Linked DNA regions of Mus musculus: region 1 is linked to region 2. Evidence: chromatin loops called from intact Hi-C (ENCODE). Cell type or tissue: heart. All regions are shown on one strand. Links, peaks and the distances in the headings refer to the core of each region. The heading gives the core; the rest is flanking DNA. Region 1 overlaps Ngf (nerve growth factor). Region 2 has its middle 15 kb from the start of A230001M10Rik.

The links. Hi-C counts contacts between places; a loop is a spot of excess contacts. Peaks named below come from ENCODE experiments on the same cell type or tissue, not always from the same donor. Only the 100,000 strongest peaks of a DNase experiment are listed, where the experiment ranks them.
Region 1: it touches region 2 in a loop (3-fold over the local background); 5 of 42 quality-filtered maps call a loop at or near these places.

What each region holds. Positions count from the first base shown.
Region 1 is chr3:102,469,930-102,485,160 of GRCm38, forward strand. Ngf (nerve growth factor) reads left to right here. Exons shown (of 3, transcript NM_001112698.2): 1 at 1-31. Among named protein-coding and RNA genes, the nearest start is that of Ngf, 7.6 kb to the left of the region's middle. In heart, for the core only: no CTCF peak of the experiment used is centred there; DNase peaks (open chromatin) are centred at 8,242 and 8,572.
Region 2 is chr3:102,240,118-102,255,348 of GRCm38, forward strand. No RefSeq gene overlaps it. Among named protein-coding and RNA genes, the nearest start is that of A230001M10Rik, 15 kb to the right of the region's middle. In heart, for the core only: a CTCF peak has its summit at 9,425 (motif pointing right); no DNase peak of the experiment used is centred there; H3K27me3 peaks cover 436 bases.

The DNA.
Region 1 (15,231 bases), core at 4,828-12,827, 230 kb after region 2:
AGAGCGCCTGGAGCCGGAGGGGAGCGCATCGGTGAGTCAGGCTTCTCTGAGCCGAGCCCCGATACGGGTGCAACGCGGTGCGGCGGACTGGGGTTGCCGGGCTCCCTGGGACGGTGTGCTTGGATCCCTGTCTAGCTAGATCTTTGTGGGCTGAAGCGCACCCTTGAAAGAACTGTCCCGAGTAGATGTAGGAACACGAGATCGTGGGCACGCAAGGGAAGCGAAGGGAGTGAGGGTCTCCCTGGTCGTGAAATTCCCTGTTCCTGGATGACCAGAAGTACCAAAGTCAACACTGGCGCCTGCAGAAGCTGCATTGCCCAGCCTGAGCTCTCAGGCTAGAAGGGGACAGCGCTCAAGAGAGCCTGGAGTGAGGGATGCGCGCGCTGCGAGCGCGCTGGGGTGGCGGAACAGTAGCCCGCGCGCGGTAGAGGGCGAGTGCACAGCACGCCGACTGGGCAGTGCTCACAGACCCAAGAGCGCCTCTCTGCTCCTAGGTAAGAGGACTGTCAGCCAGGGTGATCTAGACTCGGTGTTTGTAGCAGGGTTCAGAGTGTAATATTGTGGGTACCAAGGGTTGATTCTGGAAGCTTGGGTTCCAAGTGCCGAGCACCAGGGTCCTCGGTGGGGCCTGCTGGGCATCCCAAGGCATAGCCTTACTGCTTGGGTCACCCAGTACATTCAGCTGTCTGCTGCCAGGTGTGGCAGAGGCTGGCACCCGGGATTGGGAAGGGCAGCGGTCGCTCTTGGGTTCAGGCAGAGAAGCTGCAGGGGAGGGAGAGAGGATTCTGGGGTCAGGGTGTTGAAACTTGAATCCAATGTAAACATAAGGCGTCTTTAGCACCGTTTGATTACAATGCTCTTGCTTTCCTAAAACTTTCTGAGATTCATAAGGAAGGTGATTTTTGGCTTGACCTTTCTCATCAGGTTTACTTCAGAGAGTCAAGAAGAGCCTGCTTGTTAGGCTGGTTTTTCCAAGTTGTTCCAGACTGGAAATTGTGCAGTTTGAAGGATAATTTATGGGTCTTTCGTGCGTTAAAGTGTATTACTACGAAGTCTTTTGGGTGCTGTGGGTATTAAGGAAAACTCAGTGCACGTTCCCAGCTGCAGACCAAAAATACTGCTCTCCTGGGTGCCTCTGCCCCCATCTATCATGGGAGGCCAATGGAAACCCTGGAGAAAAGCCATTTGATGTATTGCCCCCATCCTCCCAGAGTCCTCTCTGGCAGTACCAGTCTACTCTCCCCATAGGCATGGCCAGCTGAACTTTGCAAACTCAGAACTAGCCACAGAGGTCCCATCCATAACGTCTCCTCAGGGTCTCGAACTCCTGAAACTCAGTTATAACTGATGAAAAGGGCTGCCTGCCCCTCTCCCAGCAGTTCAGAGGGCAGTGCAGTCGCCCTTACCACCCTGCTTGGCCAGTGTAACAGTTCTCTACCAAATGAAACTTCCCCTCTCTCCAGAGTCACGGGCCACATTCGGTTTTCGTCTGCTGAGTAAGCCATGTGTCAGCCTGGCAACCTGAATTACTAACTCATCATAGATGGTATTCCCAGAGGTTCACAGGGGACACGCAGCTGGAGGAGAATGTGGTCTGGGGGATGAGGCCAGCATGGCTGGTAATGACATGCAGAAGACTTGACTGTCCCTTGTGCTGGGTCCTTGAAAGAGGATGGGGTTAATGACACATCTCTGCACTTTCCCTCATCCCAAGAAAATGTTAAGGGTCCCAGGTGTCAGAGGTCAGGGTCTCTGTGGTGTGGGACACATGATTTGACAGACTATCACAGTGACTCAGAAGGTTTAATAGTCAGCCAAACTCACTGTCATGCCTGGATAGCCACCTGCATATCAAAAAGTTTGCAGAGCTGAGTTTGTTCAGGACAGTCATCCTCATGCTGGTGGCTCTCAGTTCTTTCCTTTTAATCTTTAGCAAAGAACGGGCTCTCACATTCTCCTCTCACCCACCTTACAGCCCCCGCCTCCTGAGGGCAGTGGGAGGAAAGGATGAGGCACCACACTCCATTCTCCTCCAGGGAGAATTCTGTGCTGGGACCAGAAAGGGGGCCCCAGCTGCCAACATCAGCATGGAGACCAGGGCAGGGCAGGGCAGGGCTGGAGCCCCAGGGAAGTTTCTCATCGCTACTGAGATTGAGCTGATGAGAAAATCACATACTTCTAACCAAGTGCTAAGCATGACAGCTGCTCACTTGTGGAGCACAGGGCCTCAGAACTGCAAAAAAACAGAGCCCAGGCATGCAACGAAGCGGTGCCTAGACCCCACACAGCAGTAACAGGCTGAGCCAGGGACCTGGCCATTTGCCTTCTCCAAATAAGAACTGCCAAGCACCTCAGTATCTTAGCAGGCCTTCCAGTGTGATGAAGTAGGTTTTGCTGAGGATGTATACAAAATCTCTGGTTGTCTGAGGGGCAAAGGACCTGTGTTTACAGAGAGTGTCCCTTTTCTCCATTTGACTGGCACGCCTGACCTTGTGTACTGTTGCTCTCACGGTTAGCTAGTTCTAAGATTAACTCTGAGGGAATTAGTGTCATGTCATAGTGACGTCAGCCAGATAAATAAAGAGGAAAGAAAGACCCTTCCTAACCCTTTCCTGGGATGTTTGCATCTTGTCAGTGAGGCTATGGCTATGAGTCCTGATTCTAAATAGTGAGACTAAAGTGACCCTGAGGCCAGTATACGAAATAGGGAAACTGAGGCTCTGGGATCACTGGCTTTCCAGCAGCTATGCATATCATGGAGATGCTCCTATCTGAGCTAAAGGGAAGAGACCTTCAGTCACAAAGTTTAGACAGGACTGGAAAAGTGAGACCCCCTCCACAGAAAGTGCTGCTTGGGGTTATGTTTTCTTGGAGTTATGTTTCTTCTGTGGATTCTATACCATGTTTGAGGAATTCTGTAGACCTACAGGCCTTGGAGTGTGATGGAGGGAGAATCAAATAGCAAAGTGGAGATGGCCTCTTGGTTACTTTCTCCTGTATTTTGAGCAATCTTCCGATGGTGGTTTCTCTGTTCTAAGAAAGGAAAAGGCAGCAGTCTGTGGCTGAGAACCAGTCACTCACCTCATGGAATCCAAGGAGTGCATTGCATGGTAGTATTTGTCAATGGAGCCGTTGACACACCAGGGCAATTCTTGATTAAGTGTGACCGCGCTACCCACATAGGAAGTCCAGTGTCCCTGCCTCACCTACTAAATGTCAGAGGTCACGGTGGCAACTGAGCGTGCGTAAATGGCGCTTCCAGTGAAGAATCCCCTCGGCAGTCATCAATGAAGGCCATTCTCCTTTCTCTGGTGGCATCTATGACACAGCCGTAGAGCTGGGACTTTAGAAGCTCTAGCTTGTGTCCTCTGAGTATCAGCTTATCAGACTCAGTGCTTCCATACAAGGGGGACCACAATATTGTGGTCCTGCCAGGTGTCACCCCTCTGTCTTCAGTGACTGGAATTTCACTGCAAATGACCAGCAGGAGAGGCAAAGCAGAAAGAGTGGAGGAGGGAGAGAGGGGATCAGGGCATGGCAGCTTCCTCCTCAGCCATATGCTGTTGAAAGCACAGGCAGACGGACTGACTGCTGGGGAGTTCCCAGGCTAAGGAAAATCCTCCCCTTCCTTGTTAAAGGGATTATCCTTTGGCAATAGGAGGTGCCCTCCCTAAAGCGGGAAGCCTCGTCCTTTCACCCCTGGCCCTAACAGCAAGCACGTGATTCAGCATGAGCACGTGTTGATATCAAATTAATACAACCAGCCAAGCTGTGAAGGTAAATTTCAACAATTCATTTGAAAGAATAAACTAGCAATGCCTCATGGAAGGGCTGCTGCCCGAGGCACCAGTGACCATTCTCAAACAGAACAGCTCGAGTTATCCTCACCTCTGACCCAAGGCTCCATCATGGGACCAAAGCCAACCAAACAAAAAGGATAAAAAATAGTATTTTTGTAGAATGTATTGAAACACACATTTTTGACTTATCCCCAACTTAGTAGATAGAAATAGAATGAGTAGAATAGTAGATAGAGAAACTGAATGTAGGGTACTTAGATTTCAGAGTCGATCCTTAATGAGACCCAAGGAAAAAGGAGGAGAAGCAGGAAGGACATGGGTGGTTCAGGTGATGAAGTGCATGCCAGGCAAGCATGAAGACCAAAGTTAAAATCTCCAGCACCCATCTAAAAAGCCAGGGGTGCGGACATGAGCCTGCAAGTCTAGCACCAGGGAGGCAAACACAGGAGGCTCCTTAGAACTTTCTGGCTGGTTTAGTCTAGCCCAAAAAGTGACTTCCAAATTTAGTGAGACACCCTGTTTCCAAAAAAAAAAAAAAAGATAAGGTAAAAAGGGAAGAGAAAAACGCCCAACATTACACATGTACACACACACACACACACACACACACGGTGGGGGGAGGGGTAAGGGAGATTTAAAGGGATTACAAATGAGACTGATCGGTTGACAAAAATCTGTCAGGTAGGGCTGGCTACAATGCTTTCTGAATTGCCCAAGACTTTGGCAACCCTTTTGCACGTGCAGCAAGTCTTTTTATTGGTAGGGGTGTGAGTCAGAATTAGACAGTCAGAGCTTCCGTGAAAACTCATCAGTAATCTAGCAGCCTGAGCAGCTCTGGCACAGCCTGGGTGGCTTTTGCAGGTGGAATTCTGATGAGTGGCTGAGTCTGGCTATGAAGTTGACCCGAATGTGCAGCCCAAGTTTGGCACACAGACGCTATCCCATCCTGGGCAGTTACAACCCACTGATACTGGAATAGTTTCCAAGTAACCACAAGGTATTTGCTCTCTTGGACGATGTTATAGGAGCACATAGTCACTGCTCACCCTTAAGTCACTGAGATGGGAGAGAATATTAATGCGTGGCCACTGATGGTTTTTCCTGTTTCCTTTGGCTGTTCCTTCTGTAGTAGAGGCTGGCGTTCTACATGCTGTTCCTAAGGAAGCTTAGAGACAACAGTCCCTCCTGGTGGAGGCAAGACCTCAGCCACTGCCAACGTTAGAGAAGGGGAAAGTGTCGCATCAGTCCCGTGGTTTGCAGCCAGCTCTGTGGCTTACAACCATCATTACTCATGATGGTGACTTGCAGCTCTTCCCTATTCAGTCTGGTGAAATGATACCCCATTTTTGGATCTGAGTAGACCTGGTTGAGAGGTCAGCAGACAGAGGTACTGCCTCATCATTATGAATAACCGCGTGTTAAGTCCTCTGTGGCAAGTGGGAGTTGCCAGGAGAGACAGGTTCCCTCTGCATTCTGATCATGACTACACACACACACACACACACACACACACACACACACACACACACACACACAAAAGAGAGAAGTCATATGGGTTTCTCATTGACTGAAAGATGCTCCAATAATAAATTGGAGAAGAAGCAGGCAGCACTCTGTGGAGAGCAGAGATCCAAAGAACCAGTTTTCACCCCTGTGTACAAAGTGCACATCACTGTGGTATGGCTGCTGTGCCCTGATGGGATAGGATGATTAGAATGCCAAAGAGCCTGGCATAACATAGGCACAAAGCCAACAGGAGCTTCCTTCCCCTAAAGCTCTTTCTCCATGTGGGGATGGAAGGGAGTCTGGGCTTTGGGGAGCTGACCTCCCTTTGCAATGCTTTCATTTTTAATAGAAGGGCAACACTTTTGTACTTCTTGTGTCTCTGTATATATAACACTTCTGCTTCATTGGGGGCAAGAAATCTTTTGGTGGCCCTCATGTCTTCCCTAGGAATTTACTCATCTGTCTTTCTCATCATATCTTGGTATTTGTATGGTGTTTTCTTTTGGAGCCTCAGCTCTCAGATTTTGCTGTCAGAAAATGTTAGATAGTTCTCTCGAAATAAGGCCTTCCTCAAGAATCGCCATGCTTGCTGGCAGGCTTCGGAGCATTTTGGTTCCCTTTACTGAATAACAACTCCTCTGCATGCTTGAAATCCTGAGTATCTTGTCACATTTTCAAGGGGAAGAAGGATGTTGCAGCTCAATGTGTGCGCCCAGATTTAGGCCAAGGAGGGCAGCTGCCACTCCCACAGTTAACCATTTGATTTCATTCTCTCAACTGGACTCTTTGCTGGCATGTTCCTGGAAGCAGGGCACTGTGTGGGACCCAGGACAAACACAATCATAATTCTGTAACAAGGAGCTATATCGAAAATCAAGAGAACACTTGCTCACAAGGTCATACACAGGGGTCAGGCCACAAAGGACTAGGGAACACAGAAAGTTAAAAGAAGAATGGCCCACTATAAGGGGACAGGGCATCTACTATTTTGCTGGATTGTAGACCCAGTGGAGCCAACATTTACAACTGTTTAAGAGTAATCAAAACTTTGAGTTTGGATGTCTTATTTCCTCTTCTTCAAAATGTCCCCCTGAGATCAGCTGTATTAGTTACTTTTGTTGCTGTGATAAACACCATGATCAAGGTGACGTCTAGAAGGAAGGGTTGGCTTGGCTTATGGTTTCAGAGCAATAAATGTCCCTCACAATTTGGAATCATTGGCAGCCATGACATCAGGAACAGCTAAGGGTTTATATCTCCAAGAGAGAGCAGAAAGCAGAGTGAACTAGGATTATCACGTGACTCTTAAACCTATCCCCAGTGACATATTTCTTCCAACAAGGCTATACCTCCTATAGTGATCCCAACAGTGCCACCAACTGGAGACCAAGTAAACAAACAGCTGAGCCTATGGGGACACACTCTCATTCAAGGCCAACCTGAGCAACATAGTGAGACTGTGACTCAAAATGAAGTGTAATGGGAGGGTTAGAAGTCAGAGACTCTCCATTTGTAAAAGTTAGAGTTATGTTGCTGTGAAGAGATACCATGACCATGGCAACTCTTAAAAAGGGAAACATTTATTTGGGGCTATCTTGCCAGAGGTTTGGTCCATTATCATCATGGCAGGAAACATGGCAGCATGCAGGCAAACATGGTGCTAGAGAAGGAGCCAAAAGTTCTATGTCTTGATCCACAGGCAGCAGAAGGAGACTGTGTACCACACTGAGTGTAGTTTGAGGAGACCTCTAAGCCCATGTCCACAGTGACACACTTTCTCCAAGAAGGCCACACTTCCTAATAGTGCCAATCCCTATTAGCCATGCATTCAAACACACAAGTCTATGGAAGTCATTCCTGTTCAAACCACCACATTCCACTCTTTGACACACATAGGCCTGTAGCCATAACACAATGTAAAAATGCATTCAGTCCAATTTCAAAAGTCCCCATAGTCTATAACAGTCTCAAACTTGCTTAAAAGATGAAGTAGTCTAACACATAAATCTATGGGGCCATTCCTATTCAGTCTACTACATCAGTCTTAGGGGGTAAAATAAATCTTAATGACTCCAACAAAATTTGTGAGAAGGCTCGTTATCTTTTGATCTAAACTCTCACCATCACCTAAAGAATTACAAATTGTGTCGTCATAAGCTCAGAAGGGGAGAGAAGTGAAAGGCCAGGAGATCCCAGGGAAGTTGGGGGGCAGGTGGGTGGGGCGCTGTAAGGTTTTATGGAAGTTCAAGCATAAAATCCACCAGAATGGTCTGTGTGTTGTTCCAACTTCTGTGACTCCATTACTTACCTCCAGTCAAGGCATCAAAGTACTAGCCACATGGAGCAGTTGAGCCAGGGAGGAGAAATGGCTGGGAAGCACCTTCTGAAGAAACCTAGGAAGTCAGCGCTTTCCTGCTATTTGCGTGGATTAGAAGCTGAAGGCAGGGTGAAGTCAGGGCTGGCTTGGCTCTGAGTGGCCCCACTCAGAATACAGCTGATGTTTTGTGGGGACCCAGGCTGCCTTGCCTCATCTACCTCCTCTCAAAGAATGAGAGATACAGGCTCTCTTCCCCTTTCCTGCTCCTCTCCAGGGCCTGTGGGTGCTTGCCCAAGGTCCCCCATCAGAATCCTACCCTTTAAGCTAGGCCACCACAGGGGGGAAAAATAGTGTAGTAAGTTAGAAGTTGCTCGGGAGTCTGTACAGACACGCACAGCAAATATTCAAGGAATTCTTAGGAATAAAAAAAAAAATCACAAATCTGGATTTTTGCGTGAGGACATCACAGGAACATGTTTTCTCAATTACTGAGCACATTTCTGAAGTGAAGTCACCAGCCCTCAGCTCATCAGGATTGGCTCTCCCCTCGGCCACACCTGACCTGGACTGGGCTTTCCCTTACCCAAAGCTGATTCAGCCAACCCAAGCCACTGCCCCAGGACCAGACAGACTCATCCCCAAGTCCTAAGCCAGGGTGGGAAGCACACCCCCTAATAGCAGCCCAATTTCAGATCCTAAGAATTAAGAGGGACAATTTTATTGTTGCAGTAAGGGGCAGAACCCCACAAGCCCTGGCATCCATTTGTCCTTAGCATTTATTGTTAGATGGTGACCACACGTGGCCTGATAGAGCAGATGAGTTCTTTAGTTTCTGAATGAGAGGAAATAGTCTCTTTTGCAGAAAAACACGCACCGACTGCCTAAAATATCACCCGCTGGGGCCCGCGAGCAGCAGTTGTGTCCTCTGGATGATTTCCTGGGCTGAGTCCTCTCCAAGCAGTGGCTCTTTGTCAGATATTTCTAATTTCTGAGATATTTTATTAATGATGTCCCTTTGGCAGAGGGATGCTCAGAGTACACAATTAGCAGTGTGCCTCAGCGCAAGACACTGCCCCCACCCTCTCAGAGCAGCAGAAGGTTGAGAAACGGTTCAGGTCACCTGCCCAGAGGAAGAAGAATGTCTTCCAAAATACAGGGCGGGACCCGTTTAGCAGACTGGGAGATAAATTTAGTACTACCATTCTCATTAATGTGAAGAGAGGGAGAGACATGGAAGTGGGGTGGGAGGAAGAAGGGAGAAGAGAAAGAGGAAGGCAGGCAGGGAGGAAGGACAGATAGATTTGAGTAACAGATTTAAAGACCACTTCACAATGGGAGTAACCATGAAATCTTGTCATCAGTTGTATGTTCCTGTGCACCTGTACGCGTGAAGTGTTCAGACTGGCTAATAATGGGAAATGTTTTCTATTTAAACTACGAGGTATAGTTTTTTTTTTTAAATATGTTATTTGAAAGCTGTTGGTATAGAGGACAGAGTGTTAAAGGGTTACAGAAAAGAGTAGAACTCTGAAACCAGACAGCTTTGGGGTCCAGTCTCCGCTCATTGTATGGTGTTAGATAACCTTGTTCCCTAAGTGTTGATGTCTTCTACTAGGTAGACTAGTTGGCCCATCACAGAGATGTTACATAGATTAGATGTCAGCAGTAAATGAAGTCCTTGGTGCTGAGCCTGCTCCTCATAAGTCGGGGCTTCTGTAGCTCAGTATCCATCTCCTCTTCCCACCCATCCTCCCTGCCTCCTCCTCTTCCCACCCATCCTCCCTGCCTCCTCCTCTTCCCACCCATCCTCCCTGTCTCATCATCCTTTCCTCTATCTCTTCTCCTGACACACAGCCCTCCATTCTTCTCTTTGTCTGCTTTGTGATAACTTATCTCCATCAAAGCTGTGATGTTTTTATACCCTGAGGTTTGCATTTCTGGCAGAGAAACACTAATGGTCACTCATAGTCTTTGGCCTTGCTTCACATGTGCAGACTCATCTTAAATGGCCTCTGTTTCCCTAAATGTGACCATGACAGTGATCATGTAAGAGACACAAGCACTTGTCTCTGTTACTGGAGGTCAGAGAGATGCTGTGGCCTCTCCCAGTCCTGTCACTGGGATAGATGCTTTGGTCCTGGTGTGGGTGCAATGACTTTGGATGGAGCTGCTATTCTTACAAAACCATCCTTCACACCTCTCTCTGTCTCTGTCTGTCTCTGTCTCTGTCTGTCTCTGTCTCTCTCCCTCTCTCTCCCTCTCTCTCTATGGATAGATAGATAGATAGATAGATAGATAGATAGATAGACAGACAGACAGACAGACAGATAGATAGATAAATAGATAGATAGATAGATAGATAGAGATATTAAAAGACACAGATATTAAAAGACAGCAGGCCTGAAACACCATTGCAATGTTGGCAGAATTATTTCCTGCCCCGAGCAGAGGGCTAAAGATTTTCTCATGGCGACTTGGAGGGTTTAAGTCTGTCTCCCAATAGAAGCAGCTGGAGGGTCAGTGTGGACACCACAGGTGACACCTTTAGGTAGGACTAAGGCCAACTTTGCCCTCAGCCGGAGCAGTCCTTGACCTTGACTGCTCAGGTTCTCAGTGTAGGGCACAGGAGAAAGTGACCCCCACTGTGATTGGACCCTTGAGCCAGGAAGGGCACTGTCTCAATTTCCTTGAGAGCCTGGCAGATGTGGCCCTGAGGGCTGATCAGTTTGTATGTAGAAGCCTTGCTCCCCTGGGGCTCATCCCAGCCCTTCTTGTAAAATGTTCCTCCCCTAGGCACAGCTCTCAACACGGAGACTCAAAGAGGATTATTTGTGACATCTCAGAGGTTGAATTCCTGCCCAGACCAGACACTGACTTCTTCCAAACTGGTTGAGGTTGCAGGATGATAGGGTGTCAGGGAGAAAGGAAATGGAGCCCATCTTAGGGGTACTCAACACTCACACATCAGTCTCCACAAAACTAATGGCATTAGCCTACCAAGGACACATTTAAAGTGATATTCATAGCAGAAGAGTCCCTTATCCCGTCAGACCGAGATCCACCCCCAGCAGGTGGGAGCTGGAGTGGAGTGGACCAAACATCAGGCGCTGCACCTGGGTCTTAGGGAACAGCAAACACTGACTAACCTTTTCTGTGCCCATGGGGGTGGGGGGAAGTATGTTTCTGCCTTCTCCAAAACTCACAATGACAAATGGGATCACTTGTCCTGAACGTGACAAACCACGGAAAAGGAGACAAATTACCTTTCTTTTTGATCTGTATTCAAGGGTGTTGTTTCTGAGCCCTCCGCAGGGAACGTGTGAACACTTGGCAAGGCTTTGCAGTTCCCCTTTGAAGAGTTCAGAAGCCAAGGCTCCAGCTCTGGATTGCATGTCCATGTGTCAGCATCCCTGGATCTTAGAAATGAAAGAAAATATATTAAGGGTGGGTTATTTTTTAAAGTGTCCTTGATTTTGAGTTTTTCCAAAAAAAGAAGTAAGATGTGTCAGGAAGCTTGGAGTCTATAAAGCAGCAAATATGTCTCCAAAGGTTCTTTGTAAAATATCTTTATTAAAGGGAGAAAGGTAATTTTAAGTGACGACGGTGTGCAGAATGCTCACTTTCCGGTCATTTCTATTCTGTTGATGATTTTGTATTGTAGAATGATATATGGTGGCAGAGTTTTGACCTGAGATGTTTGAGATGGAGAATCTTCAACAAACCTGCCTGTAGCATTTTCTTTTGTGAGTCGGGAAATGTTTTGCATAAGAAAGGAAAACTCAGATATCATCTGAGTTTAGTAACACATTTAAGAGATGGGAGAGTATCGTGCATTCAGAAAAACCTCCTATTCTTATCACATACCATCTAAGTTAGGCAAACCACAGAACTTATCTATGCCTGTTTCCTAATCCACGGAATAAAGATAACAATATTTACCAGCAGTCTCTGGACTCCATCGGGGATCAGTGATTGGCAATGGCTCTCACTGCACCACAAAGAGAGTCAGTATATACGGCAGTCCCACCCTTCCCCCATCCAGGCCTTCACTGCTGTCTTCTGGATCTACAGCTCAGATGTACAAAGTAACTGACCTACAGACACATGGTAGAGTGAGAGGAATTGGCATTCACTGATGCCAGATGAGTAACCATTTGTCTCAAGAGCCGGAGCATTTGTGGAGTCACCCCCAGAAGCCTGGGAGCCAGTGAAGTGTTCTGGCCATGCCTGGATGGATCCCGGGCTGCGCACTAAGCAGACACCTGGGAGGCAGAGTTCAGGGGCTCTGAGGGAAAGGCCAGAAGAAGGAGGCAGAGTCTCCAGGTTCTAATCTCAGTGGTGAGGCTTGAGGTGACCGGACTGTGATAGATATACATTTCTGTCGCTCTCACTTGTCCGTGTCCCCACATATACTTCTTCACATAAGGATTCCGTCATCTGCCAGTCTGCACCGTGGGGATTGTACATCCCAGTGGTGTGAATGGATGCCGAACGAAGATGAATGTGAGAGCAATTCCCTGTGTACCCAGTGGCCTGGCTGAGGACACCTCAACGCAGATGTGACCATGGTGGCAGGGTGACCTGAAGGCAGGAAGCACTCCTATTGTCCTTAAACTTCGCTGACTCCTCCCATGTCTCCTTTTCTGACTTCTCTGTCTCCTCCTGACCTCTAAATTAGAGTCCCTAGAGCTTGGTTCAGGATCTTCTTTATTTTCCAGATCATTCTCTTTCAGGATGTTGTCATCCTGCCCATCATTAAACACGAGCTAAGATCCTGGATGTCTGTTTCCATTCTGGACCGCTCCCCTGGGTCCCAGGCTCTTCTGTTCTACAAGCAGGATCACTTGGATAGCTAATGGATGTCAAAAATTTAGAAATGTTGACCCCTCCCCCCAAGCAACTCTCCTAGACTTTATTCCCACAGAATAATGTAGAAATTGTCCTCAATTTTACTTCCCTCCTCACTGTTCCTATCCTAGTAGCCAGTATGTCTTGCTGGCATCACCCGCACTGTGTAGCCACTTCTTGCCAGTGTTGCTGCCAGTTTAGTCTGAGTCACAGTTGCTGCTCGCCCCTGGCAGTCCCCTCTCGATTGATTTTGTTCTCCTGAATACAGTAGTTTATCGTGAAGCAGCCAACACACCCTTGCAGGTGGAAATCATGCTGTGGTGTGTCTCAGCCTCTAATTGCTCTCCACACACATAGAATAAAACCCACATTCCTAGTACACAGCAGTAATCCCTGAGCTTGGGAGGTAGAGGCAGGAGGATCAGGAATTCAAGGAAGCCATCTAGGACTATGTGACCTTGTCTCAAAGTCACGTCTTTGCCATGGCCTTATTGCAGGGCTTCTTCACCAGAGCTCATTTCCTTCCATGGGGACATTTGACAATACTTAGAAACAGTCTGGATTTTCACAAAATAGGGTTACTACTGGCGTCCAGTGGGAAAAGACCAGAGGTGCTGCTAAGGAACCCACACTATCAGTGCACAAGACAGTCGCCCAAATAAAGAAGGGTCTCACTCCATATGCTAGTGGGGAGAAATGGTGTCTTAGCTGAGCCAGATGGCTGTCCCCAGTCTCTCCTTTCATTCTCATCTTTACAGGCTATCCCAGGTATCGTGCTATGCCTTAATACACTGTGTGCAGCCATCTCAGGATCTTGGCAGGTGCTGTTTTTGTCAATGGGGTCACTAACCACTCATCTATGTATGGTTAGCTTCGCTTGTCATTTATGTCTGCCAGGATGTCACCTGCTAACCATTCTAATCCGGAATCGGTCTCCACTTTCACCAAATCCGGTCTGCTTTGTTTACCCCATAGTGCTCTGTACATTTATTTCCTTCTTTTTTTCCTCTTCCAAAAGAGTAGGAAATGAGGAAATTTGTTGTATTCATCAGAGAACTATGTGTTCTTCACATAGTAGGATCTCAAAAAGTATTTGCCACCTGGGTGATTTAACAAATAGCTGATACAAGTGGTTCCGTTGTGGCTTACTGTAGAAGGTCAGAACAGGAAGCAGTTAGTGATCTTCAGTAGTTTGAGGTGGCCATGATCTGCAGTGCGAGTTCCTGGGTCATCACCTTCCCCTCTAGATGCAGTGTCCTAAAATGGAACAGGATTTGACACACATGCCCCCTCAGAGACCTATATGTCTGTGGGTGGCTGTCTTAGAAGTTAGAGATAGCTGTGGATTTGAATCTTTAAAAGAATGAAGGGCTAAGTTGAAGGCTGAGGATTCAAGTCACCATTGGAGAAAAGACTCTAGAAAGTATGAATGGGGGGCAAATCAGAACCAACAGGGACATTCTAGGTGGTTAGAGCAGACAGAAGGGAGGGCCCTTTAGTAGAGAAGAGCTGGTGTCTTTACTAAACGAGTGTCTGGTCCACTGTTCCAGGATTATAGAAGGGATGGAGGTGCTTCCGGTAATTGTCTGCAAGAATAAGAGTCAAACAAAAGGAATGGTCCTTGGTCCAGGGACACTAGGGAGGCAAATGAGAAGATGGTGTCCAGACAGAGAACGTCCCTGTAAGGTCACACCAGCCTCCTCAGACTTGGTAGCACTGGGAATAAGTATATGAAAACCAGTTCCAAATGCTTGGACTCACTGTCCAAAACCTGTGCTTCAGTGCAACCGTCCTTACAGTAACACCATGTTGGAGGGTGGTCCTTGACACTGACCGGTAGAGAGCCCCAGCCTCCTGCCAGCTCCCCACACTATCTCGCAATGATGACACTTGATAAAGATGAAGCTCCCAAAGCTCACATATCCAAGGCCCCAAACTCTAGGGGATACCGATTCTGGGATGGGCAGATAGTAAGCCACCCCTCTTGAGGAAGGATGCTAGCCACAGGCACATAGCACCAGCCATGCCAAAACCTTATTCAGGAAATTGTGTGGCCAGGGTCTGTGCTTGCAGGGCCACCTTAGGACATGTACTCATGACTGGCTGGTTTTGCTGCCTGGATACTTCTGAGGAGATGACTGTATGGGATTAGCTGGCCAACACCTTGTTTTATTGGTCTGTTAATGTAGATTTAAAGTAACACACCTCAGATGGAGACAGCTTATTCCAACCTTCCCAAAATATTATTATGAAAATTTACAAGGTCTAAAGAGTGATATAATGGTGATGAAATTCAGATGTGTTGGAAGACTCATGTCTAATTTAGTCCTGACTCAGTCCATAGAAGCATGGATTTTTCCCGCAGACATAGCCTCATAGTTGCCTGGGTACTGTGCCTTGTACAGCTGGGGCAATGAGGTTGTTCATTACCCAGGCTCAGAAGTTTCAAGCCTCACCCTCCACAGGACAGCTATCCATCTCCGGCTTCTCATTCATAAGAACCCATCAGCCAGCTTGTCATGTTGAGCCTTCTCCTTCTCGGTGCACTCAGGTTTGATGCTCTTAAACTTTTCTATCAACACACAACCTCTGAACCTTCATTCATACTAGGAACTAATGTGGCTGATAATGGCTCAGAGCAGTGCCCAGCCCAGGGGCAAATTTGTGAGCAGTCATCACATCCTCACCACTAGGAAAGGCACAGGGCATCCAGCAGGCCAATATTAGTCTCCTTTCTTCCTGTGTAACATTAAATGAATT
Region 2 (15,231 bases), core at 4,788-12,787:
TGTCTATAGCACTATAGCAAAGAATGGGAATCAACCTAATTGTTCAATGATAGATGAATATGAAAGCTATTCAGCTTTAAAGAAAAATGTAATAAAAATTTATAGGAAAGTGTATGGACCTAGAATGTATAATATTCAACCAGGTCATACAATCTCAGAAAGATAAAAAGCATGTTCTTCCTCATATGCAGAATCTAGTCAATAACATATATCTCTATATAGACAAATGTACTTATGGATACTGAAAAGTTTATATTGAAAAGAAAACAAGAGAGCTTGAGTATTAAAGGCTGAGGAAGAAGTGAATGCATACGATGAACACAGCCATGAAAGAAGATAGAAGGCCGACCATTTTTTCTAGTTTTAATTCTGCCATGGATTTTCTCTTCTTGGTGGTAGATAGATGCATAAAAATATATTCAATAATGAAAGTATAAAATCTTACACGAAGCACCACACAACATCCATTTTGAATGGCTACTCTAACTGTAGAAAAGTTCATGAGCTGGATGGCCTTTGGGTTAATTTCTATGGGTGATAGGTTTGTTATTAGCAATGCTATTTTTGTAATAATGTTTAAAATAGAAAGAGAATAACCTCTGTAAGTGACATGCAATGAAAGCACTGAACTAGACCACTCTGTGGGTAGAAAAGGAGTTTATTGGAAACCATTGTCAGGTTGTCTCATGGGTAGAGAGCAGAAGCGCAGTGGGAAACCAAGCAGATTTTATATGATAGCAGAGACTGGGAGTGGGGGAGGGGCAGGTGCTTGAGCCCATGCAGGCTGTTTAACTAACGGGGACCTAGGTATATTTTCCTCAAGGTAAGTGACTATAGGATGGGGAGAAGGGAAGTCATGCATTTCCTAAGAAATACAAAACTCCAACATGAGGTTTCTGAGGAATGTTGAATTTAGGTTTGTGCTTGTTTCCCTGGTGATAAACCAGCTGGGGCTGGGGCTGAGCCCTCACCTTAGGACAGTGTCAGCAGCACTGCCATTTTGGTGACCTAACAATCTCCAAGTAAATTCAGGCTGAGAACTCCTCCTTCCTAGCCCCACAGTTGCTTCAATTTGGCCAAGAAAAGCCTTTAATACTATCTCCCCAAGAGCCTACCGTAGGTTTGGGATCAGACCAACTGGGAATCAAACCAAACTGCAAAATCAATATTGTCAGAGTAAGCAAAAGGAGGAATTGCCATTATCAAAATGGCTCCACTTGTGTTCTTCCTTAGAGACGTCTCTATGGCAGACGCGTTACAGAGAAAGGGTTCTGCCCAGTTGCACTTTTAGGTTCAGCTTCTACTATAATTCTACTTACACTCTTTGTTTCTGGCACAGCAGGGTCTCAGAGATGCTCCACACCATTCCAACATCCATGTCACAGCATCTCAGATCCCTCAAGACAGAGGAGTGAACAAAGAAGGTGAGGGATTGAAGCTGAATCACTGACCCTAAACATTAGATCCCAAAGAGTGACCATTTCCCCAGGAATCTCACGTTGGAGCAGGAAAGGCTGAAGCCCCGATGTCAGAGGGGAGCTTAACTACCAAGAAGAGTTAGTTCTGACAGCTCATCTCACAGATGAATCAACACATGCACAAGTATTTCCTGGCCTGTGTGCTTAAGTTTTCTTCCTTTTGAATTTTAATACTGCTACAGGAAAGGTGGAGAGAAATTGAGAACCTTTGTCTTTTGTTTTGTTTTGAACTTGACTCAAAGTAGAGTTATCTGAGAAGAGGGAATTACAACTGAGAAAATGGAAAATGCCCCTGCAAGTCTGGCTTTTAGGCAAGCCTGTGGACCATTTTCTTAATTAATGATTGATGTGTGTGTGGGGGGACTCAGCCCATTTGGTAGTACTATCTAAGGGCAACTGGTCTTGGGGTGCCTAAGAAAGCAGGCTGAGCAAGCCATGAAGAATAAGTCAGTAAGCACCAGAGGCAGCCATCCACCTAATTTATTTGTGACATCTTGTCTGTTAAATATGGCTACACACGAGGCTCCTAAACTATGGGACTCAGGGTTAGGCATGAATGTGGATGGTGCAAAGGGAAGTTGGTTGTATCAGTCATTTCTAATGTCCAGCTTTAACATCTTCCCAGGACCTCAGCTTCTCTGCTGGGGCAATCAACTAAACATGAGATAATGAACTGACAGCAACTGGTACCTACTGCTGCATTGCAATGCCTAGTTCTGCATCTCTATCTGGAGTATCTCTTTCATAGGATTTCTACAATTCTGCCATGTGGTGTGCCTATATGAGTCCCCTTGGCTATTCTGAATCCTAGGCAAACCTGGAAGTCTAGGGAGCAGAAGCTCTTGATTGTATCAGCCCAGTCAGTGCTCTAGGTAACAGATGGAATTGGGAGTGAAAGGTGTTAGGTTGGGTATAGCTCCTGTGAAAAACAGAACTGGGTAGGAAAAGCCTTAAGGCAGTGCAGATCAGACACCTGTGCAACGGAACTGGGGATGGACAGGGAGATCCCCAAATGATGAGGTGGATCCTTCAAGTTTTAGTTGGCAGAGAACACTGAGACAAAGTTGGCACACACTGGGCCAGAATAGCAAAACCCCAGGACCCTGCCACATTCCCTCACAGACAGCTGCTGCCTCAGAGGAGTACAACTGACTCAGAGAAAGAAGGTAGCCAAGCCACTGCAGCTGGTAGCTGGATGGCAAGAGTACTCCTTCAGGCTTCGAGGCAAGGTCTTTCTCAAAAGTGAGATCTCCCAGAAGCAGACTTCCTGGTTGCATGGGAATCAGTGGGGATGACATCAGTGTGAATGTATCTTTTCTGCTTCTACTTGTAAGCAGACAGCTGTGCGTGTTCCCTGGTTCCACTGAGGGTTCGCAGAGAGTCGGAACTCTTGTTGCCTGCAGCAGTAATCAGATGTACCATTCACTAGTGGTTTCTGCCCTGTTCCCTCATCTCTCATGAAGTCTGCAGGCAAGAGCTGATGCCAGCTGAAATGGCCGTGTATGGAGTTTCTTAAGTCAATAGTACCCTCTGCTGTTGGTACGATGAAATTCAATTTCTTTAATGAAGGGTGACTGTTTTCAGTGTTTCCAAGGACAGATAATCCCAAGGTAGCAAGCCTCTAAGGAACTCCACCCCTTTCCAAGCAACCCCTTTCTCCTTTCTTCCTGTGGTCCCTTAGGCTCACATACTTTTGAAGGCTCTCTATTTTCTTCAGATACTGACTTAATTGTGAGATTAGTACCAGTATCTCCCTCTCTGGGTAGAAAGCTCTTATTCTGATAGTGCGTGCACATTCTAATAGAGAGAATTTATTATATCTATTTATTTTGACACAGGATCTTAGGTAGCCCAGGCTAGCCCCAAACCCTTGAATGCCTAATCCTCCTTCCTCCACCTCCCGAATTCTGGGATTCCAAGTGTTCACCTCCACAGCTGACGGGTGGACGTTATTTATTCTCTGTAACTGAATGGGTCTCACCGTAGCACAAACTCTTGCACAAAACTCTTGCTTCATACCTGGCTCCTCTGCTGAAGAAAAGGTTCATCAGGTGACTGTTCCTTGAACAGATTTACTCCTCATCTGTATGCAGATTGGTTCCCGTGTTGGTGTGACAGAAGAGCAGTTCTGTGTGTTCTGTTGTCCTGTGTAGCTTTGGGAGCACGTCCATGGAGATGTAGCTTTGGATGGCTACCATCATCCCGTAGGAGTCAGAAGTCTTGACTCCACCTTACTCCAGCTTCCTCTTGCTTGAGTCAGTATTAAAGTCATAGCTAAGATCCACCATTTTTACCAAGGTTTTCAACATGGCCAAATAAAATTTACCTCAGATATTTGATTTCTAGCTTTAAAATCGTTACTATAATCTTTTCTTTCTCTCTTTACTACCCCTTTGGAGTGTGTGTCTTTTTTCTTCATTTCATCACAGGTTTTTCTAAAGCATTCACGTTTTCAACAAACCATTGGTTTTTTTGGTTTGTATATTTGTCTTTCATTTAAATTATGTCTTTTTGTTTGTTTTCTTGTTTGTTTGTTTTTTGTTGTTTTCTTGTGTTTGTTTTTTGAGGCAGGGTCTCTCTGTGTTTAGCTCCGGCTGTCCTGGAACTCCCTTTGTAGACCAGGCTGGCTTCAAACTCACAGAGATTCACCAGGCTCTGTCTTCTGAGTGCTGGAACCAAAAGCATGTGCCATCGTGCCCAACTATCTTTGAGCTTCTTATGTTTCCTCTATGGTTTTTGGCTTGTTCTATTGTTCTTCCCTGATTAGTTTATCGGCATCTGGCTTGTTCGCTTATTTTTCAGAGTTCTTCAGTACAGAGCACAATGCCTTTCATAAGTTTCAGTTGTATTCCTCAGGGTTTCAGGAGTAATCTGTTTATCATTTGTAAAATGTCTGAACATGGCTACTTCAGAAAGTAGATCCTGACTGGCTATAGCTTTATAATTCCATCACTCAGGAGGCTGAGGCAGGAGGACTGCACGAGTTCCAGGCCTGATGGAGAAACAGATGGAGACCTTCTCTCTCTCTCTTTGCCTTCTCTCAGGAAAAAAAAGGTGGTGGTGGTGGCGGCAGAGGAGTCTGAAGCAATAATGATGTGACTACTGTAAAAACCTGAGTCAGAGAAGGAATTAAGACTTGAGTCCACATATAAAACTGAATTATGGTACACACTACTTTCTTCACATGGAGTCCCAAGGGCAACTGATTCTCCTGACATCTGCGTTCCTTCAGTGGGCAAGGAGGGCCTCAGAGTTATCTGCAAGAGAGAGAAAGGAGGGGGAATTATTTCTCAGCTGCCTCTCATAGTTCATTTCCTACTAGCCAACATGCAGACCACAGGAGGCTCGTTCACAGATGTCTCCATGATGGACTTCTGGCCCTTCAGCATAAAAGCAAGCAGCAGCATCCAGACCCCACATGTTCACCACAGTCCAGAGCACTGAGGTACCTGTGTGACGATCACAGGCCAGGAGCTAAAGAAGATGCCCAAGACTGGGGAGGCACGTAGGCTTGTTTCTCAGACACTCACAGGATGTCCACTTTAGAATGTAGATATTTTGATTTGTGAATCATTAATAAGTATGTTGCTTGAAGCAAGAGAGAGGAAGACATCTAGAAACCAGCCCACTGCCCCGACTTGCTGCGCAGGTGGAGAAAGATGCCTGGGACCTGTTTGTCCCCACAAGATGGGTGACAGTAGACACAGAAAGGCCTGCTTGTCACCCTGCCACATGGGCAGGCTGTAGACACATAGAGGTGTGATTGCTGCCATGCCATGTGGCACCGGAAGAGGAGGTCACCCAGAGGCTCACCAGTTACTGCCCGCAGTGGGAACCATTACAGTGTCCAAGCATGTGGTGGGCAGATGGAAGAGAAAGGGAAGCAGAACAATTTGAGCATTGTGAAGAGAGATGGAGACGCAAGGGTAGAGAGGAATCGCCTGTGTGATAGCCAGTCCCGCTACCTGAGACCATGTTGAAGTCTCAGCCCGAGCTGCTACTGAGGGCCATGTCTGGGTCTGTGGCCGTGCAGCAGCAGGGGTGGGTGTCAATAATCTGTGGCTCATATTACCACTAGAGAGCATAAGGACATTTCTGGTCTGGACAGGCACCTGGGACCACATAGTTGTACAAGGGCTGTGCAGAACTGACCCCACCTCTCACTGGCTGCAGCATTCCGGAGAGCCAGCCTCACCTCTCACTGACAGCAGCACTCAAGAGAGCAGCCCTGCACCTCTCCTGGACAGCACAGTAGAGCTGGCATTGGTGGAGGGGGAGTGGGTGAGTCAGCCCAAGGGGAGGTAGAGTGGGCATGGGGGTGAGGCCCTCACCACTTCGCCCCTTGCCACCTGCAGTAGTCAGGAGAGCTGGCCCCCGAGGTCGTCATCAGAGCCGGAGAGCTAGCCCTGCCCTTCACTGGCTGTAGCACTCTGGGGCATGAGTTCCGCACTTCACCTGGGCAACACAGTGAAGGGGCCCTGATAGGGAAGGCATGGGTGAGCCAGCCCTGAGGCAGCCCCTTGCTGGCTCCAACACTTGAGCCACTGGGTTTCATGCATCAACTGGGCAGCATAGTGGAGCTGGCTCTTGAGGCATGGGCAGAGGGGAGCTGGCCCTCAAGGACATGAGAATAAGAGCAGGGGAGCCGACCCTTCCTCCCGCCCATGGTGGCGTTGGGTGGCCTAGCTGGGGCAGCATTGGAGAGCTTGTCCTGGTGGCATGGGTGCAGGAGAGCTAGTGGGATGACCAGCTCAGCTACCTCCCAGCCACAGATCCAGGGCTTTGAGTTATCCCACCCCCAATTCTACATCCTCTGTGAACTGTTGGAGTGTGTGAAAGGGTCAGTCCTGCTGATCCAAAGCTGCAGGATCTCCTCGACACAGGGCAACAGCAGGATAACAGGGAGGAGTCCCAGTGAGGATCCAATATTGATGGCATCACAGAAGCCAGAGACCTCGAATCAGACCAATGACTCATTGCAAAGAACATTTGCAAGTGAAGATGTGTGGACACACTGGGACACACTACAGCTTCCACTACGAGATGTTTTCTTTCTTTCTTTCTTTCTTTCTTTCTTTCTTTCTTTCTTTCTTTCTTTCTTTCTTTCTTTCTTCCTTCCTTCCTTCCTTCCTTCCTTCCTTTCTTTCTTTCTTTCTTTCTTTCATTCAAGATTTATTTATTTATTATATATAAGTACATTGTCACTGTCTTCAGACACACCAGAAGAGGGCATCAGATCTCATTACAGATGGTTGTGAGCCACCATGTGGTTGCTGGGATTTGAATTCAAGACCCCTGGAAGAGCAGTCAGCGCTTTTAACCGCTGAGCCATCTTTCCAGCCCATAAGATGTTTTCTATGCTTTGTTTTGTTTAATTTTTGTTTGTGTGTTTTTTATTTTATTTTATTTTATTTTTTGTGGGTAGGGGGGTTTACAAAGGACCAAGGACAGATATGAGGTTACTGGCAGATGAGTGGGACTGGGGTCCATGATGTGAAACTCACAGAGAATCAATAAAAAGCGCGTTGCTAAATTTCTACCTATATATTTTAAGGCTATCATGTTTAAAAACTAACTTTACCTGTGCTTGAGGAAAACATGTCTTCTCTCGTTGTTAGACACGGAATTCCCCATGTGCTTGTTAGATAGCTATGACTTCCAAATCTTACCGTTTTCCCTTTAGACTATTTGGTTACTTCTGGGGTGATAAAATGAAGCCCATGGTGAAGACTGGTGAATATTTCTCTGCTGGTCAATTCGCTTTACATAGACAGGATTTGCTAGAAATATGAAAACCTAGAAATGCTGGTTTTTTCAGAAAAAAGAAAATCTTTTATTTTCATGTGGAGCCTTTTTAGCTCAGATAACTCCATGGGCCTTAAAGTCTATTTTGATGATTTTAATATATCATTACATACTTCCTGCTGGTGAACATTTGTCTGGAGTGTTTTAAAATTTAATTTAGTGTTATTATTTGTGTGTGTGTGTGTGTGTGTGTGTGTGTGTGTGTGAGATGGTCAGGGGGCTGTGTACATGCCACAGTGCATGTGTGGAAGGCACAGGGCAACTTGACTTTGTGGAATTGCTTCTATCCTTCCACATTTATGTTGGTTCTAAGAATCGAACTTGGGTCCCCAAGCTTGCCTGGAATACTCTTTTCCAGGTTTTTCGTTCAGTATTCCCTTAGTGCTTACCTGCCTTTGAAATGACACCTACATGAATTCAAACAAACAAACAAACAAACAAACAAGCCAGACTAGTCCGACAGTCTTGGCCATATGATGAGAGCTTTAAAGGCTTTCACAGACACTGCCATTACTGCTACGGTGTTTTCTCGTATCTTCTTTCTTGTGTTAAGCACTGTCTTGCTGTATTTCCTCACCTTGCTAGTGTAAAAGTTGTTCAGACATTTTCTCACAATGTAGTTTACTCTGCAAACAAGCTCAGGGCTCTCTCTCTCTCTCTCTCTCTCTCTCTCTCTCTTGTTCTCTCACTCGCTCTCTCTCCCTGCCCACCCCTCTCCCAATCTCAGTGCTAGAAACATAGGCAAATAACAGTAGTGGAGTGACTACCAAAGATGAGGGAGCACTAAGATGAGTGCTCCAAGTGCCTGGTGCTCTGTGGGAGGACTAACACTCATGGTGAAAGTTGCTAATATTTTGGTTTTTTTCAAGACAAGATTTCACTGTATAGCTTTGTCTGTCCAGGAATTTGCTCTGTAGACCAGGCTGGCCTCAGACTCAGAGGTCCACTTTCCTTTGACTCCTGGGTGCTGGGAATGAAGGCATGCACCACCACTGCCAGGCTCCTTTCTAATGTTTTTATTAGTATGTATTAATCATAAATAAGAGTGGGTACAGTGACATGACCATACCTGTCTTATATTTCTTCTATCACTCACCCAAATCCCCACTAGCCTTTAGTATTCTCTTCTAGCTCCCCCAATCTCCCTCTTCATTCTATCCAGCCCACTTCTTTGTTATTTTAATACTGGGGGACACATTGTGCCATGGCATGATTGTAGAAGTCAGAGGACAACCACAGGTCGCTCCTTGCCCTTCAACTTGCTTGTAACGAATCCCTCAGCCTAGTTCCAAGCGTTGGGGACATTATCCTGTCCCCATTCTCCCACCTCGCCATAGGAGTGCTGGGGTCACATATGTGTGCCACTGTGTGCAGGTTCTTTACCTCCAAACCTCAGGTGGTAGGGTTTGTACATAGACCACTGGACCACCTCCCTCCCCACCCCCTTCCCCTTTTTACTTTTGTGTCTGGGTGTCCATGTCTGTATCTGTGTTCATGGCTGGGGGAGGGGTGGGAAGAAGAAAGAGAGAGAGGGAGGGAGGGAGGGAGGGAGGGAGAGAGAGAGAGAGAGAGAGAGAGAGAGAGAACCCTGAGCCATTGCCTCCTCCTAGCAAATCTATTCCTATGCCTATGACATTGTCTTGGTTCATTTTGGAGAACCCTAGGTAGTACAAGGCTTATGTAGACATTAGGGCTGAGATACTAAGATTAAAATTCAGAAGTGGCTATGTTAACTTGTACATGTATTTCCAGATCAAATTCAGGAGATTTTCCCCCCTAAAGATAAAGGTGTAGAAAGAGTCACCATGTGTCTCAAAATCAGGTGAATTTTGTGCTGTGTCTCAGAACGGCTCACTTAGGAGAGTCAGTCCTTCATTTGTGGTCCTCACCATATGCTCCTGAGACCTGAAATGTTTTCTAGAAAAACACATTGGAGCTTTGTGTAGCTTAGTGGAACAGCACTTGATTAGTGCGCACAAGGCCCTAGGCTTGATCTTTAGCACTTGTATGTTTGAAGAACCACACACTTAGATTCCATACCAGGCAGTTAAATGCCCCATCCGAAGCTCAGCTCATTTCTAGCAAGCATTTCAAGCAATCTTCACACACAGACGGTTCTGTGACAGCCATCAGGCCAAGCAGTGGCACGTCTTCTACACCAGATGGCACCACAAACCCAGTCTAGAATTAGCTGTCCACTCAGCTTTTTTTCTGCTTGCTTCTCTTATTAGGGAAGAGAAAGTCGCAGCTAAGCCCAAGGCACAGTCATTCTGCTAACAGTCTGCTAGTGAAAGGCCTCCCCGGAAGAGGCTAAGGTTATTGGCACAGACAGGTGAGGACTATTCTCTTCTGAGTGACCACCTGGGACCACACTTTAGTCCAGCCCGCAGTTCGGGTGAGGAGTCCTATGAAACACTGAAGACTCAGTCAGAGGCAGACTTGTGCAGAGCACAGAGAGACTGCACCCTTCCAAACCACTGTCCCTCCTGGTCAGTGTTCACTTCTCCCCATCAGAGCCAGGTACAAGTATGTTGACGCTCCATCCCCGCAGAGCCAGGTATCCCTGTATCCTCTTCCCCAGAAGCAACCCCTCTATGTGGTTTGAATGAGCTATGTCCCTCCCCCCAATAGCCTCACTTGGTGGTGCAGTTTGGGGAGGTCTGGATGGGGGAGGGAGGCCCTGCTGGAGGCTGTTTTGAGAGTTTTTAGCCTCGCCCTACTTCCCATTCACCCTCTCTGCTTCATGTTTGCAGCTAAGATGGGATGTCTCTGCTGCCTGCTGCAGCCACCTGCTGACACGCCTGGCCCACCATTATGGACTCTCCCTCTGGCTCCCTAAGCCCAAATAAACTCTTTCTTCTATAAGCTGCTCTTGGTAATGATGTTTTATCACAGCAACAAAAAAGCAACCAATATAGCATCCTTCTTCCTTTCCTAGGATAATTGCTGGTGTTGCACTGGGCCCCAGCATCCGAGTGCCATCATCCAGACTCCATCATCTGGGCTCTAGCATCTAGGCTCCATCATCCTGGCCCCAGCATCTGGGCTTCTATTGTTCCCTGTATCTAGGCCCATGCATTCTTCCTTGCTTCTTGTAGAAGCAGGAACCACACATCTCTGCACTCTCCGCCTTCACCCTCAGGCTCAGGCTCAGGCTCAGAGTTTTACACTCAGGTCATTTCTGCAGTGTTCACTTTCACCCATCTTTGTCTCTGTCATCCCCATGCCCTTTGGTGTGTATTTTCTGCTATTGGATTTTTACAAAATAGATAATTTTTAAACTCTATGTACATGGGTGCTTTTCTTGCACATATGTATGTTCAGTTCCCCAAGAAGCCAGAAGAGGGAGTCAGATCCTCTGGAACTGGAGTTATAGCCAGTTGGGAACTGCCATGTGGGTGCTGAGAACAGAGCTCAGGTCCCACACAAGAGCAACAGCATCCTTACCTGCTGAGTCCTTTCTCTAGTCTCAGCCCTTAGGTCTTAATGCACTGCTATCCAAGTCTTACCTTTTAGCCCAGCATTAATAACTCTCACTTCTATGGCTTAATGTCTGTACTGCTGACATTATTCCTGGAAGAAAAGATGTCTGGAACTCCTCAGGTTGATGGAAAGGACAGGGAGTGAAGAAGACAGGGTGTCACAAGCTGGGGAGCGCAGGGAGCATGAACCCATGGGAGACAAGGGTCACCTAAGCATGTTGACTGTGGAGTTGCATCGGAGGATAGGAGAGTGGACAAGATCAGGGAAACCAATGGGTAATGATTCCTGGTGATGTTAGTAACAGAGAAGAGACAATTACTGTCAGTCTTGGGACGCTTTCTGTTGTCATAACAAAATACCAGGGGGTGGGTACTTTGTTTTAAAAAGAGGCTTCTCTATCTCACAGTTTTGGAGATTCAAGATGTTAGTGCCAGCATCTCTGGCTTCTGGTTCCATCAGTGCCTTATAGCAGAAGTGTTTGAAAGGGTTGATCACACAGTGTGGGGAGGGGATGCTCTGAACTTGCTTTATAACATCCTGATGAGACTGAATCTACTCCTTCATTCTAGCGTTAATTCCCGGGGGTACCTCATAAAGATTCCCCCGTCTCTCACTATTACCACACCCGGACCAAGCCTCTAGTTCATAGACATTTAGAGGACGTTCTCCAGCCACAGTCACATTAGAGCTGACTCTCCAGGACAAAGGTGAAGTGAGGTGAAGTGCCTAGCAGGTGTGCGTGTTGGGAAGGCCACAGCTGTAAGAGAGCACAGGGCCTGGCCGGAAGCAGGCAGGAAGACCTTCCATGGCTTCTTCTTTCCTCTGCTTCTGACCATGACTGCTTTCTGCTGTCTCGCCTAGAGCCTCTGGAAAACCAGAGACCCCCGATGAGCTTCAGGCAGAGAGCTGGGCAGAAATAAAATAAAGTAAAATAAAACAACAACAACAACAACAACAAAACAACCAATCAACCAACCAACAACCTCCCTACAACCCCCCTAATACCAAAGACAAGAATGTTGGATGCACTAACAGTGACCTGCATGTGGCCAAATACCTTGAAAGAAGCAACTTTAAAGAGGCAGGATTTATTTTGGTTTATAGTTTGAGGGGATCCAGTCCACCATGTTGAGAAAGGCTGGGCAGGGTCCTTAGTTGGGAAGCAGGGAGCAATAGATGTTCTCAGCTGGCTTTTAGTCAGTGATGTTGTCACTCACTTTCAGGGGAGGTTAATCCTCTTTGGAAAATCCCTCACAGACACACCCATGGGAGTGCTTCACAATGCCCTAGGCACTTCTTAGTCTATCACACTGGAAGAACAGAGGATGACCAGCCCAGGCAGCGGGAACCGAGAGCAACACACTTTATAAAGTTCAGTACTTCATATATTACCGTCATGATGTGGGACCAGTACCAGGATTTAAAAGCCACAGGGATCAGAGCCCACCACAGACACTTAGGTTAGGGGCCTTTAATGGGAGTCACAACTTGTATCTTTGGTGTTTGTACAGACTCAAAGAGTGTGGCAGCACATATCGGGTTGAAATTGCTAATATTTGGTTATTTTTGACCCGGGGACAGCAATGTCTTATAGTGAAGAAGAAGCAGTCAGTTCCTGTGCTCTTTCCCCCTCTCAGAGTCTTTCCTCTTCCTCTGCCTTGCCCTGCAACCTGCAAGAAGACAGTCCAGGAGGCAAGGAGACCGGACCTCTGTCCTTGCCCTTAAAGCTTGCTACTCTAGGGGCCTCACTTCTGCTCTTCCAGAGACAGGGAGCCTCAAAGCCATGGATGGCGTTGTCTCTTTATTGCTCTGTTCACTGCAGCCCATCCTTTTCCCAGGGCCCATCAAGGGTCTCATTTAGGGGAGCTGGGGCACAGCAGTCCTCCTGAGGCACAGGAGACTGCCTTGCAGTGGGGGCACTTGGCTGCGGTTTTAGGGTCAAAGCAAAAAAAAACAAAACGAAAGAACCCCAAACAAACCCAAAACAAACAAACACCCCATTTACCTGTGCACATTAGCGAGGACTGATGTGGATCCAAGGCTGGCAGGGTTGGTGAGAGTGTGCTCTGTTCTCCAGTCTCCTCACTCCCAGACCAGGTGACCAGATATTCTATCTTACATGGACAGCAGCCACATAGGCTTCCACAGCCGCTGCACTCCCGCTCTTGTCCACAGTTGCTACACACACCATACACATACACCACACCACACCATACCAATCACCCCCTCCCCCCAGGAATCCCTACTTGCATGGAATGTCTGTGGGAACCTCAGAAGAAAGCAAGGGATGTAGACTGAGCCTCCCCTGCCAGGAGAGCCTGGATCATGGGTACTCTCCAACCCCAGGGCAAGCATTCAGTCACACTCCCGCACTTGTTAAAAGCATTAAGGGGAACATCTGCAATGTATCTTAAAGATCCCAATAGGCATTTATCCTTCTCCAAAATGAGGCTGAGCCATCAAGAAACAGGAATCAATTGGGTTTTTTCCAGTTGTGAAAAGCCAGGGCCATCAGGTCACAGCCTACCTAAGATAAAATCACTGCTGGCACAGGAGATTTCCGGCCACCCCCGCCCCATGCTTCCTCTCTAAGGGATAGCCCTAACTCAGAAGTCCTCACAGTAATTCTGGACTAGGGAGATCTATGGCTGCCATCCACATCCCCTCTGCTTCCTCTAGGTGGGTGGGCTATCTCCTCTCTCACACAAGGGGCCAAGGCTACTGTCCACCCAGCAGGGGTTGTGGGGGCCAGGGTAGGGCAGTCCTCAGCTCAACCTTTCCAGCTCCAGTAGCCAAAACACACATTGCAGGGGACACGGCAGAGACTTCTACAGCTGGGTACAGTCACCTGTGGCAGCCAGATTCTCTGAGTCCCAGCAATCCACACCCAGCTCAGGAAAAATTACAAATCCTAGGCTCTGGCCTCCAGAGGCGAAACACATTGGCAAGTAGAAGCAGACACTGAGGATTAAAATGTGTTAAGGGCGAGCAATTAGGTCAGCCCTCTTCTTGATCTGCTAAATGTACCAGAGGGAAAATCCTGCGGGAGGAAGTAGGGAAAATAATACAATAGCCACATTTACTTTGTGCCAGTAACTGGACTCCAGGTTTCACATGCATTAAATCCTAACAGCCCTGCTAGAATTTGGATATTGGATTTTTTTCTCACCCCAGAGGAAGAAAAATTAAGTAATTTGCATGCTCACCAGATATAAGGGATGGGGGCCCACATCAGATCGGCCTCACGAGCTCTTGTTATTGGTGACTTCTTTTGTGCTATTTTCATGTTGCTTTTGAGTAATATGCGTTAGCATAAAAAGTAATAAGGATTTGTGTTCCTGCTTCTGGAGTGGAGTTGTTACAGACGGTCTAGATCTGGACTGGGTGTTTATAGATTTGGCCTCTCATCCAGAGACTTGAAAATAGGGTTCAGATGGGGGTATTGAAGCAAAGAACTTTATTAGGAGTGAAGCCATCATATATGGTGGGTCAAATGGGTGAGAACAGGCAGGGGTCCCAATATTGTTTGAGACTCCCTTTGTGGGGTTCAAAAGAAGGAATAGTTGGTTACTAAGGGGTGTATTAAGAGTGGTTATCTCTTATTGATAAGTTAGGTAATATATTAAGTTGTCCTCCTGGGCCTAGCCCTTCCCACAATGCATTTGATTTTAATCATATGCCCACTCAGTTATGCACAGATATAAGAATAGGGACTCTCCCTAAGAGTGTCTTCAATTACTAGAGGACACAATTTTGACTTACTGTGCATGCACTCCAAACCGGTTCAGGCCAGACTGATCCTCCTATTCTTCATGCTTAGGACTTTCTAACTTTGATTTACTAGGGTGAGGAGACTTCCACTATTGTTCAGAGTTGGGAGTCCATGGAGCCTGATGCTGGTGGAAGTAGAGACGGTTGTGAGGTTGCTAAGTGAATTATTTGAAGACAGGCGTGTGGGGGTAGCAGGTGGAGAAACTAGGCTGTCACGTGCATTGCTATCAGGGGCTAGCAATGGTGTTCACAATTCCAAACCAAACACTTACCCAAGCCAAGCTCTCTCCTGTTGTCGCCATAGGAGGCAGCAGACCCTAGAGTGCCAGTGCTGAACCCGATGTGTCCCGCTTGACTCAGGATTTTTAAATTTGATCTCTCTCTCTCAATCTCTCTCTCCTTCCCTCCCTTCCTCCCTCCTTCCCTCCCTCTCTCTCTCCCCCTGTGTGTGAGAGAACACTAACACACACACACACACACACACACACACACACACACACACACACACACAGAAAGAGAGCATCCACTAACATACAAACACAAACACATGCACGCACACACACACACACACACACACACACACACACACACACAGAGAGAGAGAGAGAGAGAGAGAGAGAGAGAGAGAGAGAGAGAGAGAGAGAGTTGAGACAAGGTCTGTGACTCGGGCTGACCTGGAACTTCCTATGTAGCT